2 separate regions of the Homo sapiens genome follow, and region 2 is linked to region 1. A link is a loop called in an ENCODE intact Hi-C map of the cell type or tissue named here. Cell type or tissue: endothelial cell of umbilical vein. All regions are shown on one strand.

Region 1 (8,000 bases):
GTTTAACTGCTGCAGGGTCTTTTTCTAGGGTCCCTGAACGCCCTGGTAAGGCTGGTGAGGTCCTGGTGCCTATCTGCCTGGAGGCAAAGGCCTGGACAGCTTGACTTGTGGGGCAGGATTCTCTGCAGCCCATTCCCAAGGGAGACTGACCATCATGCCCTCTCTCGGGAGCCCTAGCCCTGCTCCAACTCCATACTCCACTCCAAGTGCCCCACCACTCCCCAACCCCTCTCCAGGCCTGTCAAGAGGGAGGAAGGGGCCCCATGGCAGCTCCTGACCTTGGGTCCTGAAGTGACCTCACTGGCCTGCCATGCCAGTAACTGTGCTGTACTGAGCACTGAACCACATTCAGGGAAATGGCTTATTAAACTTTGAAGCAACTGTGAATTCATTCTGGAGGGGCAGTGGAGATCAGGAGTGACAGATCACAGGGTGAGGGCCACCTCCACACCCACCCCCTCTGGAGAAGGCCTGGAAGAGCTGAGACCTTGCTTTGAGACTCCTCAGCACCCCTCCAGTTTTGCCTGAGAAGGGGCAGATGTTCCCGGAGCAGAAGACGTCTCCCCTTCTCTGCCTCACCTGGTCGCCAATCCATGCTCTCTTTCTTTTCTCTGTCTACTCCTTATCCCTTGGTTTAGAGGAACCCAAGATGTGGCCTTTAGCAAAACTGGACAATGTCCAAACCCACTCATGACTGCATGACGGAGCCGAGCCATGTGTCTTTACACCTCGCTGTTGTCACATCTCAGGGAACTGACCCTCAGGCACACCTTGCAGAAGGCAAGGCCCTGCCCTGCCCAACCTCTGTGGTCACCCATGCATCTTCCACTGGAACGTTTCACTGCAAACACACCTTGGAGAAGTGGCATCAGTCAACAGAGAGGGGCAGGGAAGGAGACACCAAGCTCACCCTTCGTCATGGACCGAGGTTCCCACTCTGGGCAAAGCCCCTCACACTGCAAGGGATTGTAGATAACACTGACTTGTTTGTTTTAACCAATAACTAGCTTCTTATAATGATTTTTTTACTAATGATACTTACAAGTTTCTAGCTCTCACAGACATATAGAATAAGGGTTTTTGCATAATAAGCAGGTTGTTATTTAGGTTAACAATATTAATTCAGGTTTTTTAGTTGGAAAAACAATTCCTGTAACCTTCTATTTTCTATAATTGTAGTAATTGCTCTACAGATAATGTCTATATATTGGCCAAACTGGTGCATGACAAGTACTGTATTTTTTTATACCTAAATAAAGAAAAATCTTTAGCCTGGGCAACATAGGGAGACCCTATCTCTACCAAAAAAAAATTAATTAGCCAGGCATGGTGGCAGGCACCTGTGGTCCCAGCTACTTGGGAGGCTGAGATAGGAGAATCACTTCAGCCTGGGAGATCAAGGCTGCAGTGAGCTCTGAACGCACCACTACACTCCAGCCTGGGTGACAGAGTGAGATCCTGTCTCAAAAAAAGAGAAAGAAAACCTTTGAGATTCTTCCATTTTTAGAGCTGAGAGAGCACTTGTGAAACACACACACATGCACAAACATATAAACATGCATACAGGCATGCACATGCACACACAAATACACATACACACACACAAGCACACACACACCACCACCACCATCATCAGAGGAACTTACAGAAAAGGGGACATTTATAGATTCCTAGGAATATGCCAAAGCTTTTCAAAGCCTCTATGGACAGCTCATTCCTTAACTTTTCCTTTTAAAATCTTTTTTAGCTTCTTATTTGCCCCAGCCACTATCACTGCCTCAGGCAGCTGCAACGTTAAACAATTGCCACTGATTACTTTCAACAAATAACCTCAGAGAAAAGGCTGTGTGTATTGAATGGGTATCAAGTCAGGTCAAAAGAACACAGCCTTGCAAGTGGAGTTTCTTCCAGGGAACTACCAGACAAGTTGAATAATGACAGTTATCTGGGAATTGGACTTTGCAGAAGCTCCAACCCTGTTCTGATCTGTTTGTCTCTAGACTGCTGGTTTTCACCATGATTATGAATCCACTGGGTTTCAAGGCTACCACAGGTCTCGGGAGAAGGGGATGGGACTAGGGCAAGTTAAAATGCCATCAAGCTCTGCCAGGTGTGGTGGCTCATGCCTGTAATCCCAACACTTTAGGAGGCTGAGGAGGGAGGATTGCTTGAATATAGGAGTTTGAGACCAGCCTGGGCAACATAGTGAGACCCAGTCTCTATTAAAAAAAAAAAAAGGACAATGCCATCAAGCTCACTGTTCTTACCAATATTTAGCTGTTTTAAAAAAAAATAGGTACACCCTGGATTATTGCAAGTTTTTAATTAGTTTTCAGAGTTCTGAAAAAGTTGGTTTTGACAATTTTGGCCAGTATTCTCATTGCTTTTCTCGGGGAGAAGTGCTCCTTACTCAGCCATTCCTGCCAATGCCACCCCTTCCAGCTGGTTTTTAAGCTGTTTTCCCACCTGTCTGAAGTACCTGCTCCCTGAACTCACGGTTGTTCAATCCCTGGAGCCCATGAGATCTGTTCACTACTTCCTTCTCCAAGAAGCCTCCCCATCCCCAAGACACCTCCAGATGAGACAATCTCTGTCGCTCCAACCTTCAAGAGGGCCTGGCTCTGAGCTCTTGGCCACCCTGGTCACCTCCTCTGCTTGGAACCTGTTTACCCTAAGGTAGGAAGAGTGATCTTCATAGTGGAGGAGGGCCTGCCTCTGAATTTGTACATTTTATGGTACCCCAAACCCAGTGGCCTGGAATCTTCTGACCACACTGCACATGCCTGCTCCAGCCAACCCTGGGTCCCAAGCCTACCGAAAGTGGGCAAGGGGAGCAGAGGCTCAGAGCCCTTCCCCTCCCCCAGGCCAAACCTGTGAAGCCAGCATGACCTTCCTCATTTCACAGATGTCCAAGGTGGGACCCAGATGGGGATGAGATGTGGCCAGAGCCACACAGGCAAGTTAGGGACAGAGTTGGGCCTAGACACTCTCCCATTCCCCTAGACCACCCTCAACCGTTGCCTCCTGGGTCCCAGGACAATGCGAATCTACAGACTTCCCAGACCTGGGGGGCTAGAGGCTGAACCAAGGAGCATCGTCCGCGGCTGTTGGGTTGGTAATGGGAAATGACCACTAGGGGGCGCGCTGTGTCAATAAATGCTCAGCCAGGGCCGGTGTCTGCGAGCTCCGCGGCCGGGCATCCTGGCAATCAATGGACCGCAGGTTCTGGGGGTTCTGGACCTTGACAGAGAACCTGGTCTGGCCCTACAACCTGCCTGGGCTCTCGCTACGCTCCTCCGTCGCACCAGGCTCTGATGGGGTAGAGAGAGCCAGGGACCTAGTCCCCCACCTTCCCGAAGGAACGGGGTACCCGCTGTCTCCAGCAGCCCAGCCAGCACCAAGAATCTCGGCTCTCCGAGAGCGGCTGACCTTGGCCGCCGGATCTTTGGATTTGTGAGGGTCACAGTGCACCACACCATCCCTCCCTGCACCGGGTGGCCCTGCCGCAGTGTCCACGCCTCGTCCTCCTGCTCGGCTCCGCCCTATTTTCGCCAAGCCAATCCTGGAAGGTTGACTCTGGGCCAGGAACGGAGCTGCAGTCCCTGAGCGCCCTGGTTTCAAGGCGCCTCCCAGGTCAAGAATCCTTCGAATAAATCCTACTGTCTTCAAGGTGACTGGTAGAGTCTCTGATGTTCACAATCAAAACCTCAGACCACCCAGCAATCCCCCTTCTAGGGATTGCTAAGGACCTCCTAGGGACCTAAGATGCACTGGGTGTATCTGCCTCAGTAAATTCAGTGTTACTTACAAGCAAAAGATTCGAAACAATGTAAATGTCCAACAATAAGAGATTGGTTAGGTAAATTATGGCAAATCCACAAAACACTACCGGGCAACCATTAAAAGTCATGTTGGGACGTGGTGATCTTGAGCTAAATTCAAGGTCAAGGCTAAAAAGCAAAACCCAATGAATTATTTACAGTCAGATCTCAATTTTTTCTAGTAGATATCCATCTTCAGGTTATGAAATTATGAAAAATTTTTATTTTCTTCTCTATTCTGTGTTTTCCAAATTTCCTATAAGTAGTATATATTATTTTTATAATCAGAAAAAAAAAGTTATCTTAATGTTGATTTCTAAGCACTTTTTTGTCACTGGAAAACAGTGAATTGATAAGCAAAATTTATCCCCAAATATCATTTTTTAACACTAAAACTTTCTGTTTTTTTAAAAAGTTGAGTTCACTATTAATGCAACAGACTTTTAAGAATTACCAGCCTGACCAACATAGCGAAACCCTGTCTCTACTAAAAATACAAAAATTAGCCAGGCATGGTGGCAGCTGCCTATAATCCCAGCTACTCAGGAGGCTGAGGCAGGAGAATCGCTTGAACCTCAGAGGCAGAGGTTGCAGTGAGCCAAGATCGCACCACTGCTCTCCAGCCTGGGCGACGGAGTGAGACTGTCAAAAAAAAAAAAAGAATTAACTGAATTGTTTTTGAAGTCATCACCCTTGAATCCAGAAAATCTGTTGTTAAAGGGTTGATTAATTTTGTCTGTTTGCTTACTTCTGAAAGCATTTCTTTGAATTTCATCGGTGGGAGTCTAATCCTGTTAACCTTTGAAGTTAACAGCAAATTTCCAGCCACTTTCTGGATCAGAGCAGTTACAGTCTATGATATGAGGGAAACCCGGTTTTTCAGCCAAGTGACTTCCATAGGATTCTGCAGTGCATAGAAATATCCACCATTCCTCTTCCTCAAAGATAAGAGAAACAGCTGGGGCCTATTTCTCTCAGCCCATCCAGAGGTTATTTGGGATGTTTAGGAAATCTGTGTATCCCCCAACACTTAAGGAGACTTCACAAAACTTTGCAATGTGGTCTTGTAGCCTAGGGCATAGAAAGCACAGTTATCTTATAATATTCCTGTATAATGGTTGCCAAGGGGATGTTTAATGTTGTTACGCAGGAAGCTGTGCTGAACAAGAGTCTTTTGCTTTCAGATCAGACTCTGGGCAGGAAGTGAATCTTCACAGGGAAGGAAGCAACAAAACTCTGCCTTTGGCTTTTGCTGGCTGAGCAGGGAAAGGCCTATAGACACAGGGCATTGGGCAGGAGCTAGAACAGCCCTCCCTAGAGCACTACATAAAGCAGCCAATATTTTGCAAAGCATAGGGAAGAGTGAAAGTCATCCGGGGCATTTGCAGACACAGCACTAAGAACTTGGTGACAACAGCCCTGAAGCAAAACAGCAGCATGTACTGGGCAGGGCTTGGGAGATAAGACAGGACATCTGAAGCTAAACATGGTGAGTCCATTTCCTGGGCTTTCTGGAGCTATGCAGGGTGATAGGCTCATCCTGGCTTGCCCAGGACTCTCGTCGTTTTAGTACTAAAAGTCCTGTGTCCTGGAAACTCCTCAGTCCCAGGCCAGGTGGTTCAGAGTCAGCAGTCCTGGATGAGTCAGTGCTCTCCTACAAGCAGAGTTAGTTTCTTAACCTCCCTGAGTCACAATTTTCTCATTTGTAAATAAAATAAGGTAATATACTGCCTACTCTAAGTTTTTGTGAAAGTCAAAAGAAATAAGTCTTGAAAAGGTAATAGAACCAAATTTGGCACATAGTAATTATTCAATGTTAACAGGAAGGAGGGAAGGGAAGGAGGAAGAAAATGTTAAAAGATCGTTTTTTAAGGTAAAAATCATAACTCTTTACTCATATAAAATGAATATGTATCAAAGGTTTTATTTAACTCGTTAGTTTATGATAGAACCTGTCCAATGTTACAACCCACTGAAAGGAGTATTCAGAGAATCCCACAATAAAGCCAATAAGGAATGCTGAAATCAACTTACATACAGAAATAAAACTGGTCTATCCGCAGGGTAAAGATAGACTGCATTCCATTGGACATAATCATTTGTACTCCCATGGGCAAGAATAATTTGCATTAATCTAAGTTTTCTTCAACTTACAGAGTTGTAAAATAGCTCAAAGACGATGAAAGGCAATAACCTGGAAAAGTGTACCGGACAAAAAACCCAGTAATTTTTTTTTTTCCTATTTGAAAGTCTTTCATAATCTTTCCTAACAGAAGAAAAGAAAGAAGGAAGGAAGGGAGGGAGGGAGGGAGGAAGGGAAGGAGGGAGGGAAAGAAGTGTGGGTCTAATAGGGTTTGGATATGGTTTGGCTCTGTGTCCCCACCCAAATCTCATGTTGAATTGTAATTCCCAGTGTTGGGGGAGGGACCTGATAGGAGGCGACTGGATCATGGAGGTGGATTTCCCCCTTGCTATTCTCATGATAGTGAGTGAGTTCTCAGGAGATCTGGTTGTTTAAATGTGTGTAGCACTTCCCCCTTCACTCTTGCTCTCCCGCTCTGCCATGTGAAGAAGGTGCTTGCTTCCACTTCACCCTTCCGCCATGATTGTAAGCTTCCTGTGGCCTCCCCAGCCATGCTTCCTGCACAGCCTGCGGAACTGTGAGGCAATTAAACCTCTTTTCTTCAGAAATTACCCAGCATCAAGTAGTTATTTATAGCAGTGTGAGAACGGACTAATACAGGGTCTTTAGTGAGAAGTTTATACTGGAACTAAATGAATCATATGTACGGTGGGTTTATGTAAGAATGGCTAAATGGCTAAATGCAGCAGGGTGTATTCCTTATCCACTGCTCTGTAACAAATTTCACAGCTTAGAAAAATATGCATTTATCACTTCATAGTTTCTGTGGGCTGGGCGTCCAGGAATAACATTGCTGGGTTCTCTGCTTCAGGATCCCCTCTGAAAGCTACAATCAAAGTGTCATCCACAAAATCTTATCTCAAGCCTTGACTAGAGAAGGACCCACTTCCAAGACCACAGAGTTGAATGAATTCAGTCCTTGCAGCCCGTTGAACTGAGGGCCTCCCCAACATGCTCACCTGCTTCATCAAAGCCTGCGAGAGAGAGAGTCCACTAGCAAGAGGACATTGCAGTCTTATCTAATGCAATCACTGAAGTGACATCCTGTCACCTTGGTCACCTTTTCTATTCTATTCATTATAAATGAGTCCCAAGTCCTGCCACACTCAAGTGGAGGGGATTACACAGGGCTGGAGTACCAGCGGTGGGGATAATTTGGGGTCATCTTAGAGTTCTTCCATCACACGGGAATTCTCAGCTCACCAAATCTGGGATTCCGCATCTGGCCATTCCTTAAGCTGAAGGCCTGGCATATTTTTGAGTGTCCATTTGGATCAGCTAATAAACCCAGGGTTTGTCTACTGGCTGGAGGAGTAAGAACTATAAGGCTAATTGAAATGAATCTACTTAAAATAGTGACCTGATTTTTCTAATAATTACTGGAAGGTAAGGGTTGATTGAGACTTTAAAATAAAACCAAAAATTATTCTAAATTTTTCATATTTTATATAAGAAAGTTTTGATTTTTACTGCAACCATTTTCTAACTCTTAAAATAAAGAAAGGATAATTCAAGTGTTGATATTTTCCCAACATAAATATACAGGAACATAATGTAGCTTACTTGTATTTTATCTTTGATTTACACAAGAGAATTTTTATACAAATATTCCAGGCTCATTAGTTTTCCCAAAGGCTTCTCATAATCCTTTGATATTTAAATCATTCCCTCTTTCAAGTCATTTTTTATCTGCCTTGTCGATACTCTTTTTGTTAATTTGCCCAACTCATCTGGATCTTCCTTTGTCACTGGCTCTGTAAATTTGAGTATTTCTCCAATAATGCTCCTGTCAACTTTATGAAACCCTTTGTCTTTTGCAAGATTTAAAAATTCCCTTTATAATAAGCATTCTACAGTAAGTGAAGACTCACTAGCAAATATATGAGTGATGGATCAAGAGAGACAAAGTGTTAAAAATTGACAGATGCAACTTTTAAAAATGAAATTCTTGGTTACCATCTAACAAAGTAAGTACAGGACCTGTATGCTGAAAACTACAAAACACTAATGAAGGAATCAAAGAAAGTGTAAATAAA
Region 2 (8,000 bases), 240 kb after region 1:
GTAAAAAATCAATACCTCTCTATGGATTAGGATTAGGTGGGGAACAGGGGAATCACAGAGATTTTACCTTTTTTAATTAACACTCCTGTCGTGTTTGAATATGTAAGAAATATACATATTCATACATATATGTATTTATAATACATGCATATAATATATACACATATATGTACACATTGTATATAACTGCATGTATGTAAATATATCACATGTATATATTATAGATTCAGGAAGAATCTATAGTAAAATATTGATAGTAAACCCATCTATATGGTAGAAATGTGGATAGGTTTATTTTCATTGAGCCCGCTTTCATGTTCCAAAATTTCTACAAAGAGTATATGTGTTTTTAATTAGAAAAAAAAATTAAATGCCCTATGTATGGACACTTTTTTGAAACATCCAGGTTATGAGTTAAATTTTAGTGACCTCTAAGAACCAATCCTTACTTGTTTTGAAACCATTCATGAATTTTTTTTTTTTTTTTTGGGACACAGTCTCGCTGTGTTACCCAGGCTGAAGTGCAATGGTGCGATCTTGGCTCACTGCAACCTCCACCTCCTGGGTTCAAACGATTCTCCTGCCTCAGCCTCCTGAGTAGCTGGGATTATAGGTGTGCACCACCACACCCGGCTAATTTTTGTATTTTTAGTAGAGACAGGGTTTCACCACGTTGGCCAGGATGGTCTCGAACTCCTGACCTCAGGTGATCTACCCACTTCGGCCTCCCAAAGTGCTGGGATTACAGGCGTGACCCACCACGCCCAGCCTGGTCAGGACTTTTTAAAAGCCCTTTTGACCAGGTGCAGTGGCTCACACCTGCAATCCCAACACTTTGGGAGGCCGAGGTGGGTGGATCATGAAGTCAGGAGATCAAGACTATCCTGGCTAATACGGTGAAACCCCGCCTCTACTAAAAAAAAAAAAAATACAAAAAAGTAGTCGGGTGTGGTGGCAGGTGCCTGTAGTCCCAGCTACTCAGGAGGCTGAGGCAGGAGAATCGCTTGAAATGGGGAGGCGGAGGTTACAGTGAGCCGAGATCATGCCACTGCACTCCAGCTTGGGCAACAGTGCGAGACTCTGTCTCAAAAAAAAAAAAAAAAAAAAGTCCTTTTAAAAAGTACACAGGCTTCACAATTATAGCCTGTTTTCACAAAAGAAAGTTCTCTTTTTAGTCCAGATTTAATCTTGTCAGTCATCTGAGAAGTCAAAAACTTACCCTGTTTTTCCATCTAAAAAAGCAATCTATGACATCACCTAGAAATACGTGAGCATTGCTTCTGATACACCATTGGGGGTAAGGAAGGTGTGCGCAGGGCCAACTGTGAGGAGACTGGGGAAGAAGTTGGACAAAAGAGCAAATGAGGAATGTGAACATCTATCTCTCTGAGTGCTACTCAGAGAAGTTCAGGATCCAGCCTTAATCACCCACACAAAACACCAGAGAACCTAACTTCAAACTATTGTTCTTTCTTTTTTTAAAAAAAAATGAGTCTCACTATGTTGCCCAGGCTGGACTCAAACTCCTGGCTCAAGAGATCCTCCCACCTCAGCCTCCCGAGTAGCTGGGATTACAGGTGCACGCCACCACACCCAGCTTTGCTGTTCTTTGATTACTCATTAGACATCTGTGTGAGAGAAGTTGTGAAATCATTTGATAAAAGTGGTATTTTTATTTACAGTGATGGTGACCCACTGCTTTAAATGCACTTTGTCTGTATTCACTTGAATCCAAAGCAACTCTCATCCTATAAAAGACAGCTGTCATTAGGGTTGTAGGAGTCATTAATGCTGGCTGCCAAATATTTGTGGTTCTCCACCATCCAGCACCTTCCCCGCATCCTTTGAATTTGTGTGGGGCCACAAGACTACTTCTGGCTAATGAGCTGCCAAGTGCATCACTTTCAGGTGGAAGACTTTGTTGCCAGTATGAGATGTTCCAGAGACCTCCCTTCACCACAGTGCCCAGCAAGCTCTGAAATGTAGCTGCTCTACCAGCAGTGAGGACACATGGGCTAGAAAGAGTAAGCAGAAAAATGAACCTTGGTTGTTACTACCTAGTATTCTTGCTTTTCCCAACTGCTACGAGGATGGTGCCTTCATCTGTTTGGGAATGAAAATATTTTTCCTGGATCTGAGTTTTTCCTCATCATTAATATCTTAAGAAATCTTAGCACTTTGGGAGGCCGAGGCTGGTGGATCAACTGAGGTCAGGAGTTCAAGACCAGCCTGACCAACATGGTGAAACCCCATCTCTGCTAAAAATATAAAATTAGCTGGGCCTGGTGGCGCATGCCTATAATCTCAGCTACTCAGGAGGCTGAGACAGAAGAATCGCTTGAACCCGGGAGGCGGAGGCTGCAGTGAGCCGAGATCACGCCATTGCACTCCGGCCTGGGCAACAAGAATGAAACTCCGTCTCAAAAAAAAAAAGAAATAAATCTCAGCCCCCAGGCCGAGCACGGTGGCTCACGCCTGTCATCTCAACACTTTGGGAGGCTGAAGCAGGCTGATCACCTGAGGTCAGGAGTTCAAGACCAGCCTGGCCAACATGGTGAAACCCCATCTCTACTAAAAATACAAAAACTAGCTGGGTGTGGTAGCGCAGGCCTATAATCCCAGCTACTCAGGAAGCTGAGGCAGGAGAATCGCTTGAACCCAAAAGGCAGAGGTTACAGTGAGCCAAGATCATTCCACTGCACTCCAGCCTGGCTGACAGAGCGAGACTCTGTCAAAAAAAGAAAAGAAAAGGAAAAGGAAAAGAAAAGAAAAGAGAAATCTTAGCCCCCAGACACTATGTTCTAAACAGTGACTGAGGTTGCTGGGCACAGTGGTGCACACCTGTAGTCCTAGCTACCCAGGAGGCCTAGGCAGGAGGATCGCCTGTGCCCAGGAGTTTGAGGCTGCCTACCGTGAGCTATGATCATGGCTGTGTAATAGCCACTGCACTACAGTCCCAGCAATAGCGTGAGACCCTGTCTCTTAAAAAAAGAAAAAGTTCCTGAGGTGGGTGTGGACATTTGCCTTTATGTTTTAAAAGTCCATTTTTTTTTTAAAGTAGTATTTAGGCAAGTACCATCCCTTTATTCAGCTAAAATTAACTGAGGATCTACTACATGCCAGGCACGATCCTAACTCTAGGGATGCATTGGTGAACAAGCTCCTTAGGGAGCAAATATGCTGCTTTTTTCTTTTGGTCTTGATTCCTTCTCTCTATCTATCCATCTATCTATCTATCTATCTATCTATCTATCTATCCCTGATTTTTTTTCTTCCTAATATATGCATTATTTCCATGACAGGTCATTTCAAATCTATTGAAGAGTATATCCCAATTTAATCATGACTTATATCACCTGGTGTCCTGCAGACTCCACAGTGGGAGCAGGTATGGTCCGTCCTCAGCAGCCTCCCCACTCCCTAAGCCTGGGCTCAACCTCAGCCTTGCACTGGGTTCACACCCTCCTATGAACATGAGTCAGGTCCAGAGCCCGACTCCCTCCTCATGGGGGGCAGGGGCAGGGCTCTCACTGGCACTCGTCTGCTGCCCTCCTCTCCTGAGTATGGCTTCTTTCAGGGCCCCTAATCCCTGTACATGTCAGGATCACAGACATGTATAAGAAAGGCCACGCCCCAGGCAAACAGGGTGAGGCCAGACAACTTCTCCCTCAACCCTGATCGTTTTGTGGCACTTGGAGACTCTCTGTGCTTAAGGTCTCAGTTCCAGTCCAGCCAACACACGCTATTATACACAAAAAGAACTAACCAGGTGCGTGGCTCGGTGCCCAGGGAGGTATCGAGACAAAAAGTGCTGCTGGGATTTGGAAGAGGGAGGGTCAATGAGGGCTTAGGCAGCAGCAGAGGCTTTAGGAGGCTTCCCAGTCAACACCAAACTCAGGTGGTCTTAGAGGAAAAACGGGAGAGAACATTTGTGTGAGATGGTGCCTAACTTTCAAGATGTGTTCCTTGGTTGGCTGGAGGTGGGTGGAAGGTTGGGATACAACCTAGTTCCTCACCAAAGTGCCTCTGTTTTATGTTTATACTCCCATTAGCAGTGGTTCCTAAAGTTTTCTGGCCAAAGAACCGAACACCTGTTAATAGCCTTCTCCTAAACTAATGTTCCAAGACTAGTTTGCAAACCATCGTTCGGGTTTATACATTGGGAAAGTATTTCTGTTGTGCTTTTAAAAAATTCTTTTTAAGGCTGAGACTACAGATGCAGCCTGGCCCTTTCCCTTACAGAGGAGCAGCTCCAAATGGACACAAGTGTGGAGAGTGGTGGGCCCCGCAGACATACAGCTTTGGGTCTTCTCATACTAAGCCCCATGCTGTTCCCACCTTAACTATATCCCTGGTCTTAGGGTATCAGGCACACCAGCATCTTAACAGTCCTGAAAAGCCTCACAGTAAAACCTGTTTACCTTTACTTAATACATGGATGTTACAAGAGCACAGATTTCTTCCCCCCGCACACCTCTTAACACTTTGCACAGCCATGTCTGGAGGTAAACTAGTTTGGGAAACACAAAAGGCATGTGCTGGTCAATACTCAGCTTTGTCACGTCATGCACAATTTACAGAGTAAAAACATGGAAGCTCATTTACCCAGCAGGGGAGCAACTATTAAGGACCCTGTTAACCTAGTGAAGACCTACGAAGCTGAGTGGTGACCACACGCGCACACACAGCAGGGTTCAAAGTGTCTTCAGAATCAGACGAAGCTCTAATCAACTCCAGCACATTCGAAATTCAAATGTCTCTATTCCTGCCAATACTGAAAAAATATCTGAAAGACGAGACAGGGCTTGTATTTAACCACAGACGAAAAAGGCTAGTTGTTAACGGCTGCTGGAAGACCTCAGAATGTGCAGAACAGAGAATCCAGAGGGGGCAGCAGAGAGCAAAGCAGGGACTGTGCTTCCGAAGCCAGCTCCTCTCTTAGCAACCAACAGGGGATGTTAAGATGGGCTCCTGGAGCCGGAACTACAGAAGAGGCACGAAGCCTCTCCGCACCATCTTTCACGGTGTTGAGATGGGGAGTTTTAAGCCACTCTTTATACACACGCTAAACAACAGATCACCTTAAAACATAAGTTCCCAGGCCAGAAGCCATTTATATGGTCTGCAAACGGGGGCAAATAGTTCTGCAATGCCAGGCACCTCCGAATAACAACGGCTTCCATTTAGGGAGCATCAATAAGGTAAGGAAGCTACAGGGCTCTGCACCAGGCACAGTCCAAACATCTCTGATCCTCACACCCCGACTCAGGAAGCAGGCAGCACCTCCATCGTGTGGCCAGGTCCCAAAGCTAGTTCCTCCCCTACCTCATTCTCCTAGATAAGATGCCTAACATATGACTTATCCAGAGTCTTCCCACCCCTTTCACCATGGGAAAAATCACCATGTATGATTTCTCTTCAAGGAAAGCAATACAAGACCTGGGGTAGCCAGTGCTGAGACTCTGACAAAGCCCACAACATGACTGCTCATTCTCAAAGGGATCTAGCTGTAGTAATATCTTAATTTTTCTAAGAAAAATAATCCATGAGTTTTTTCCCCTCCCAAGGGAGGCCATCCCATGAGGATGATAAACTTAAAATATCACCCTCCTCTCCCTTAAGACAATCGAGCAATGAGCAAATAATGTTTGGTTCTGAAACAAAGGAGCTAATTGCAAGTGTAAATTATTCAATCTGCAACCAAGGTGTTTGCATGTGATCTTTGGTTTCATTGCTTTTCTCTAGCAGTGCCCAAGCTAGGACCTGAGGGTAGCAAAGAAGTAATAGAAAATTACCTGCTCTGGAAGGGCAGAGATGGCCCTCAGGAGCTAAAGCCACCTGGGCTGGCCAGCAGGACTAATTAGTCAACAGTGATTAGTTGAGCAAAGGAGCCAAGAGGTGGAGGCAAGTAAGTTCCTCATTGTTGACAAGAAAAGGAGAAATGGGGTCAAAGGGAGAGGCTTCCAAGGACTCAGGATGGTGAAAGAAAACAAAGCGCAGGCAAGGCTGGGGTGCAGCAGACGGCAGCAAGGTGTGCACTCTCAAAGAAAGCCCGCCAGCCTCCGAGGCCACACTCCACTCTAAGTGGTGCTTACCGCAGACCCCTGAAGGCACCGTTTTCCACTGAGGACAGAAGCATTGGGTTGTTGATGCCCCAGAAAGCTTGGTTGGGTCTGGGTGTGGCCTGTGTCACTAAGGCCTATTCAATCAGTGTCCCTGACAGATGTTTCAAGCGGGTTCTCTGTGTAAACAATTTTGATATTTTGGAATTCTAAAGCCATAAATAAGAGTTGAACTTTGGACATTGCATTCAATTCAATTTTTTGGCAAGATTCTCACCTTCAACGTAAATTTTCATACTTAGAAGCATGCTCTAACGCATACATTAAATCCACAGGTTACCCATCAACAACGGCTGGATACTGTATCACAGGCTCCAATTAAAATAGGTTTATTTTTTGGTATCTAACTACTTAGAGCACACAAACAGGGTTATCCAATAAAGTGCGAAACATTTTCTTATTTTTAAAAGAAAATCCAGAAATCCTTATTATGTGGTTTGATGATATAACTGCACATGATTTCAGAAAACCACAGGACGGTCAGCATCTTTCTTGCCAAGAGATTGCCCACAGAATCTTATTGCGAATGCTACCCTGCTCAAAAAGTCAAATTTTCAGACCGTTTAAATTAGTAATGGAGCAAAAACAAAGCACATGTAGAGGACAGAGGAAACAAGCTGCCCTTAAAGCATAAACATCTGAAGCTGTTTAACTACACTGCTGCCATTAGGATCTTCTTTTCCCCTTTACTTTCTCATGGTCCTAGCTTCATAGATGAAGCTGAAATCCCAGAAAGCAGTGTCGCATCCCCAGAATACAAAAGCAAAACCTCCCCCTTTCCTTCCTCTTCCTGCTTTACTTCCTGGGTACTTCCCCAACCTAACAACTCTGGCCAACCACCTTAACTGAGAGTAAGGACACAGCATTTCTCATTGAATGAGAAACGAGCAGGCTGGGAGAAGCTTTTTGCTAAAGATTGATTTCAGCCAAAATAGTGAACTGCATATCATACATAAGAGGCCAGATGGAAGTCCATTGGGAAAACCCAGCTCAGTCGTGAGACCCACTACCCTGGCAACCCCCCAGGACCTCTACACCATCCAGAGAGAGAGGTCTTGGAACCAGTCTCTGGGAGAGGGAGATGCAGTGAGCTAAGGGTTAGCAGTACAGGCCCAAACCTATGACCCCCAGGGCCGCCATCCTTACCCCATAGGTCAGGGACTACTGTTCAGCATGGTGGTTATAATGGTGTCCCCAGCTCCAGAGACAGTGAGAACAGTGGAACCTAGAATGTGTGACACTGTGGCCTTCCTTAAAAAGTCTATATTTGCTGAGCCCTTCTACTATGAGTCAAATACAATGCTGGGCACTTCTATAAGCATTCTAGCCTTTAATTTAAAATTCATTCCATCCTGATAGAAACATGGTTGGTTGGGTTTTGTTTGTTTGTTTTTAAGACAGAGTCTTGCTCTGTTGCCCAGGCTGCAGTGTAGTGAGCAATCTCGGCTCACTGCAACCTCTGCCTACCGGGTTCAAGCAATTCTCCCTGCCTCAGCCACCCGAGTAGCTGGGATTAGAAGCGTGTGCCATCATGCCTGGCTAATTTTTATGTGTTTTTTTTTAGTAGAGACAGGGTTTTGCTATGTTGGCCAGGCCGGTCTCAAACTCCTGGCCTCAAGTGATCCACCTGCCTCGGCCTCTGAAAGTGCTGGGATTAAAGGTGTGAGCCACTGCACCCAGCCAGTTTTTAATTAAGATATAATTCACACACCATAAAATTCACTCTCTAAAATACACAATTCAGTGACTTTTAGTATATTCAAAGTTGTGCAACCATCACTATTACACAATTACAAAACATTTTCATCACCCCAGGAAGAACATGGTTTTTAATCCCCATCCTATTGACAAGCAAAGTGAAGCAAAGTTGTTAAGCAA

What was found. Peaks named below come from ENCODE experiments on the same cell type or tissue, not always from the same donor. Only the 100,000 strongest peaks of a DNase experiment are listed, where the experiment ranks them.
Region 2: it touches region 1 in a loop (3-fold over the local background); 8 of 110 quality-filtered maps call a loop at or near these places.

Annotation. Positions count from the first base shown.
Region 1 is chr16:66,403,505-66,411,504 of GRCh38, forward strand. CDH5 (cadherin 5) reads left to right here. Exons shown (of 12, transcript NM_001795.5): 12 at 1-1,280. LINC00920 (long intergenic non-protein coding RNA 920) reads left to right here and starts at 5,020. Exons shown (of 2, transcript NR_046242.1): 1 at 5,020-5,310; 2 at 6,776-7,397. RefSeq lists a silencer at 3,002-3,296 and an enhancer at 3,008-3,077. In endothelial cell of umbilical vein, a CTCF peak has its summit at 3,107 (motif pointing right); DNase peaks (open chromatin) are centred at 3,147, 3,487, 5,027 and 5,377; H3K4me3 peaks cover 419 bases; H3K27ac peaks cover 2,632 bases.
Region 2 is chr16:66,646,237-66,654,236 of GRCh38, forward strand. All of the region lies in intron 1 of CMTM4 (CKLF like MARVEL transmembrane domain containing 4), which reads right to left. Among named protein-coding and RNA genes, the nearest start is that of CMTM3, 46 kb to the left of the region's middle. RefSeq lists an enhancer at 4,750-5,044. In endothelial cell of umbilical vein, a CTCF peak has its summit at 4,880; a DNase peak (open chromatin) is centred at 4,895.